Linked DNA regions of Homo sapiens: region 2 is linked to region 1. A link is a loop called in an ENCODE intact Hi-C map of the cell type or tissue named here. Cell type or tissue: PC-3. All regions are shown on one strand. Links, peaks and the distances in the headings refer to the core of each region. The heading gives the core; the rest is flanking DNA. Region 1 overlaps ADCY10 (adenylate cyclase 10). Region 2 overlaps ADCY10 (adenylate cyclase 10).

Region 1 (2,912 bases), core at 167-2,666:
ATCACCAGCAAGATCTCTCCTTATCATTGAAAGGGCAAGTAAAGCGGGGAAAGAGTTCTGGTGCTTTGCACCAAATAGAGGCCCCTTACATGGAAGGAAATTTCAGGAGTGAGGAAGCAGCATTCTCCCCGCACCCCATTAACTCATTAAGCCTAAGGCTCAATTCCTTTAACCTACTACGTTTTTAACTCAGTTAAGCATGTAGCTATTATGGTCATACCCTTAAGGAAGGAGATGAATGCTAAGGTTCTAAAATGGGTCAGAACAGAACATTCATTAAATTATTTCCATGACTATCCCCAAGACTGAAAATCGCCCCCTATTATTTTATTTCCTATCTTAATTATATGCAACCGTATGGTCTATCAGAGGTTTGTGATGAGACTAAATGACAATATGAAGACATTCCTATATAAAATGCTACAAGTTAGAACAGCTCCAAATTGGAATAGAAATCCACCCCTTCCTTCTTTCTGAGACAGTCTTGCTGTGTCACCCAGGTTGGAGTCCCGTGGTGCGATCGCGGATCACTGCAGCCTCGCCTTCCCAGGCTCAAGTGATCCTCCCAAACACCTCAGCTTCCTGAGTAGCTGGAGTTGCAGGCACATACCACCACGCCTGGCTAATTTTAATCTTTTGTAGAGATGGGATGTCGTGATGTTGCCCAGGCTGGTCTCCAACTCCTGGGCTCAGGTCCCGTCTACCTCAGCCTTCCCAAATGCTGGGATTACAGGCATGAGCCACTGCACCTGGCAAGAAATCCCCTCTTATTATTAAAATTAATGAGGAGAAATTAAAATCCAAAAATTGATTACTCTTGCCAATTAAAGTTCAAAATCAAATAACTTACCAATGTGAGTTAAAGGTTAAGGAATCTAAAGTCCAGAAATCATCCAAATTTATTTTTCTTGTCTATCTCAGCAGGAGAATTTTTTAAACAGCTGTGTCCTAGGCCAATGCTGCTCAGACTTTAGTGGGCATAAAAATCACCTGGAGGGCAGTCGGCCAGCTCTCGGGGTGCTGAGCCAGGCGGGCTAGGCGAGGCGCGGGCTGGCCCCGCCCCTCTGGCCGGCCCCGCCCCTCAAGGCCGGCTAGTCCCCTTCCCAGAGACTTGGCTAGGCGGCCGGCGCTGCGGCGCCAGCAGCCCTGTGGTGGCGACGACGATGGACCAGGACCCAGTGGGCCCTGTGGAACGAGGAGAAGCCGTCGCAGCCTCGGGAGCTGCGGCCGCCGCGGCATTCGGGGAATCTGCGGGGCAGGAAATTAAGGGATCCAAAAAGCTGAGTCATGGTCCAAAAGGAAACGTTGATGTCAGGACAACCATAGCCAAATTTTATCTCAAGGATGAGTAACGAAAGAGGCTTTGAAACGTAGAACTGGGAGTCATAGGAAAAAAGAAGAAAGTCCCAAGGAGAGTCATCCACTTTGTTAGTGGCAAAACAATGGAAGAATACAGCACAGATGAAGATGAAGTTGATGGCCTGGAGAAGATGTTTTGCCTACTGTTGATCCGATTTGGCTTTAAATATTTGGCTATTAGAAAATCATGCCGGGCGCGGTGGCTGACACCTGTAATCCCAGCACTTTGGGAGGCCGAGGCCGGCAGATCACCTGAGGTCGGGAGTTCAAGACCAGCCTGACCAACATGGAGAAACCCCATCTCTACTAAAAATACAAAAAAATTAGCCAGGCATGGTGGCGCATGCCTGTAAACCCAGCTACCTGGGAGGCTGAGGCAGGAGAATTGTTTGAACCCAGGAGGCGAAGGTTGCGGTGAGCCAAGATCGCGCCATTGCACTCCAGCCTGGGCAACAAGAGCAAAACTTGGGTCTCAAAAAATAAAAAAAAATAAAAAATAAAAAAATCATAAGCAGGCCAGGAGCAGTGGCTCACGCCTGTAATCGCAGCACTTTGGGAGGCTGAGGTGGGTGGATCACCTGAGGTCAGGAGTTCGAGACCAGCCTGGCCAATATGGTGAAACCGTGTCTCTACTAAAAATATAAAAAATTAGGCAGGCGTGATGGCAGGCGCCTGTAATCCCAGCGAGGCAGGAGAATTGCTTCAACCAGGGAAGCAGAGGTTGCAGTGGGCTGAGATCGTGCCATTGTACTCCAGCCTGGTCAACAAGGGTGAAACTCCATCTAAAAAAAAAAAAAAAAAAAAATCGGATTTTCTACACAGAAAATATTCAAAGGATTGTACCATATACTCTGAAGGTAGTTCCAAATGCAGGTAGAATATTAAAGAGGTATTTCATGCAATGTAAGAATTGTTGGAATAAATGTCTTATTTTTAATTACTTTGAAGGGTTAAAAAAAAAATCACCTGGAGAGCTTGTTAACTCAGAGATGCCACACCCCCAGAGCCTGTCTGATTCAGTAGACCTGGACTGAACCAGAGAACCTGCATTAATGAGAATCCAGGTGATACTGATGATGCCAGTCTGTGGACTACATTTTGAGCAGTACTGGCCTAAATCATCTCTCTTTGGTATTGGAACAATTTCTTCAAGCCCCAGAATCCACAGCTCCAAGTGTCTGATCTCCCTCACTTTTTAATTTAAAAAGCCAAAGTGGCCGGGCATGGTGGCACAGCCTGTAATCCCAGCACTTTGGGAGGCCAAGGCGGGTGGATCACCTGAGGTCAGGAGTTCGAGACCAGCCTAGCCAACATGGTGAAACCCCGTATCTACTTAAAATACAAAAAATTAGCTGGGCGTGGTGGTACACACCTGTAGTCCCAGCTACTCGGGAGGCTGAGGCAGGAGAATCACTTGAACCCAGGAGGCAGAGGTTGCAGTAAGCCAAGATTGTGCCATTGCACTCCAGACTGGGGGACAAGAGCAAGACTTCGTCTCAAAAAAAGAAAAAAAGCCAAAGCCAAAGAGTTCAATGGTGGCTAATATTACCTGA
Region 2 (2,912 bases), core at 305-2,804, 85 kb before region 1:
AATGCTACCCTTTTTTTTTTTAAACCTTAGTTATATGTTTCTTTCTTTTGTTCACTTCTTAACATTTGAGTTTGCCAGGACTTTTCCTTTTAAAGGTTATCCAATATGTAACATTTAGCACTCATTTTTTAGAATACTAAATACATTTTTAAATGTATACTATATACATTTTAAAGTTTGTCTGTTAAATGTACAAATATTTTTCCCTGAGTTATTTTTTAAATACTTCCCCTTAAATCTAAGGGATATAAGCGACTGTCTCAATTTTTTCCTCTAATACTCTAATATATCCCAATATGACCTACTAACAAGTTCCTCTCTGCTGGTCAGAATTAAACCAAAAATAACAGTTCCTTTTCTTAAAAAAACAAATCCTCTTATATTTTCTGTATAACCTATTCCAGTAACTTGGATTGCTCTGAAAAAGTAAAGGGTGTTTGCTTTTACTGTTCAGGCTGGTAGAGCATGATTTTTACAACATTTAGGCATGAGCATTTAATCTGCCCCAGCAGCTACAGGAAGGCCTTAGGAAATCCTAGTTTTCTCAGAACTAACTGGGCAACAAATTGAAATTTCAGCATTTCCTTCCATTTACAGCTTAAGGTCTTCCATCTTTCCAGCTGCCACACACACACACACACACACACATTTCTGAACTCTTTTCTTCCATTTATTTAACATTATACCTTTATAGTCTTAATCTCTTGCCTATATACAAAACTCTAATACTCACTTACATATAAATACACTCACACACACGAATCACATCTACACTTTTTTTTTTTTTAAAGAGAGAAAAAAGTAAAAGACCAAGGTAGAGAGAGGGTAAAAGGAAACATGAGGACAGAAGAAAAAGAAGTCTGGCCTGAGTGAATAGAGCTTAACAGCCCACTACAACTGGACTTGCCCTGCGAGGGCCTACCCCTTCCTGCAAATGAGTTGAGCCGTTCAGCTACCCTCTTTCACCCCAGCCTCTTTGTAATGGAGCTCACTTATGCAACAGCTGTTCAGGGTGGGAGGGTTCTTCCTCTGTATAGAAATTGGCCCTTTTGAAGTGTGGCTCAACAACTCTGGCATTTTCACCACTATAAGCAGGCCGCAGGTTAGAACAAAACAAATGGAGAAAGAGCAATAGGAAAATGAGCAAATGAATATATCAGATTTCCTCTATTTCAATTTTCTTTTTAGAAGACCTATTTGGAGACTGCTTCCTGTCACCATAAAATCCTGAACATTTGTCTTGAACATGAACACTCCAAAAGAAGAATTCCAGGACTGGCCCATAGTCAGAATAGCAGCTCATTTACCAGACCTCATTGTCTATGGACATTTCTCCCCAGAGCGACCCTTTATGGATTATTTTGACGGAGTCCTGATGTTTGTTGATATTTCAGGCAAGTGCAAAAGGGATGTTTGTTTAATGTGGATGAGCAACAGGCTCGCGTGGGAATTCACATGCAGAGCTTGATTGCAGAGTAGGGAGGCCATTCTGGAGCCCTTGGGCTGTCACAGCAGATGTGCTCCACTGAGAACACAAGAGGGAGGAAATAGCTTGTGGCCCTGGCTCTCTCTCATCCTCCCTTACTCAGGACTGCCAGTCATAGGCATATCTTTAACATGCTCAAGTCCCATTCTTTGCTCCAGTATCTCTGCCCCAACTTCACTGACTCATCCTCTCCAGCCCCAAGCCCCATACACATCCCAGTCAAAATTGACCTCAGGAAATGATCTCCCTAGATGATGTTTACATCTTACTAATAAACTTGCCACCTCTTCAGAAGTGTTTGAAATGTGTGTGTTTTTGTTACCACGGAATGAAAATTTTATTCCCAGTTAAAGAAGTTGCAGTTATCACTGTACAGTTGAGAATTTGGAAGAAAGAAATATCTGGAGCCTTTTCCTGACCCCTAAAATAATAGCTAGAGGAGGCTGCATGTCTGACACTTGACCAGCCACAAAGATCCTTAAGAAGAAACTCTGCCTGTTTTTAAAAGCTGAGGCCACCGGGTTCGGTGGCTCACGCCTGCAATCCCAACACTTTTGGAGGCCGAGGAGGGCGGATCACAAGGTCAGGAGTTCGAGACCATCCTGGCTAACATGGTGAAACCCCATCTGTACTAAAAATACAAAAACGAGCCTGGCATGGTGGCGCACGCTTATAGTCCCAGCTGCTCGGAAGGCTGAGGCAGGAGAATTGCTTGAACCCGGGAGGCGGAGGTTGCAGTGAGCTGAGATCACACCATTGCCCTCCAGCCTGGGCTACAAAGCAAGACTCTGTCTCAAAAAAAAAAAAAAAAAAAAAAAGCTGAGGCCCGCTGCCTTCCAGGGTAGTCCTCTTCTGGCTCTGTTTGATTCCCCCAAGCAGCCAAGGAAACCAGCTGCACATTTATTCCAGGTTTTACTGCAATGACTGAGAAGTTCAGCAGTGCCATGTACATGGACAGAGGGGCTGAGCAGTTGGTGGAGATCCTCAACTACCACATAAGTGCAATAGTGGAGAGTAAGTGTTCCCATAGGTTTCTGGCTTGAGAATATTTCAATTCATTGTTTTTTCCGTAGTTGTCAATTATAACCTGATAGAGTACAATTGCTTAGCACTCCTCCTCTTCCCCATGAAATGTGTATAAAACCAGTCTTTTTTGAAATATGATATAGTATAACTGAAGAAATAAATATAATCAAACCTCACTAATACAGACTATTTGAGGGAAGGGATGTTTTGTGTTAGAGGGCTGAATTATACACTGCTTTTAAAAGAACTGTAGTAGTAATACTTTTAGTTATATATCCAAGTATTTATATTTATTTTTATTTATTTATTTAGAGACAGAGTCTTGCTCTGTCGCCCAGGCTGGAGTGCAGTGGCACAATCTTGGCTCACTGCAACCTTCGCCTCCTGGGTTCAAGCAATT

Evidence for each region. Peaks named below come from ENCODE experiments on the same cell type or tissue, not always from the same donor. Only the 100,000 strongest peaks of a DNase experiment are listed, where the experiment ranks them.
Region 2: a loop joins it to region 1, with 4 times the contacts of the local background. A loop is called at or near these places in 4 of 110 quality-filtered maps.

The regions. Positions count from the first base shown.
Region 1 is chr1:167,818,500-167,821,411 of GRCh38, reverse strand. The region is part of intron 30 of ADCY10 (adenylate cyclase 10); the gene reads left to right. Among named protein-coding and RNA genes, the nearest start is that of ADCY10, 94 kb to the left of the region's middle. RefSeq lists a silencer at 979-1,128. In PC-3, for the core only: no CTCF peak of the experiment used is centred there; a DNase peak (open chromatin) is centred at 1,281; H3K4me3 peaks cover 1,033 bases; H3K27ac peaks cover 1,286 bases.
Region 2 is chr1:167,903,475-167,906,386 of GRCh38, reverse strand. ADCY10 (adenylate cyclase 10) reads left to right here. Exons shown (of 33, transcript NM_018417.6): 2 at 1,189-1,394; 3 at 2,396-2,500. The coding sequence starts at 1,247. It also overlaps a transcript of DCAF6 not described here. Among named protein-coding and RNA genes, the nearest start is that of ADCY10, 9.2 kb to the left of the region's middle. In PC-3, for the core only: no CTCF peak of the experiment used is centred there; a DNase peak (open chromatin) is centred at 1,616.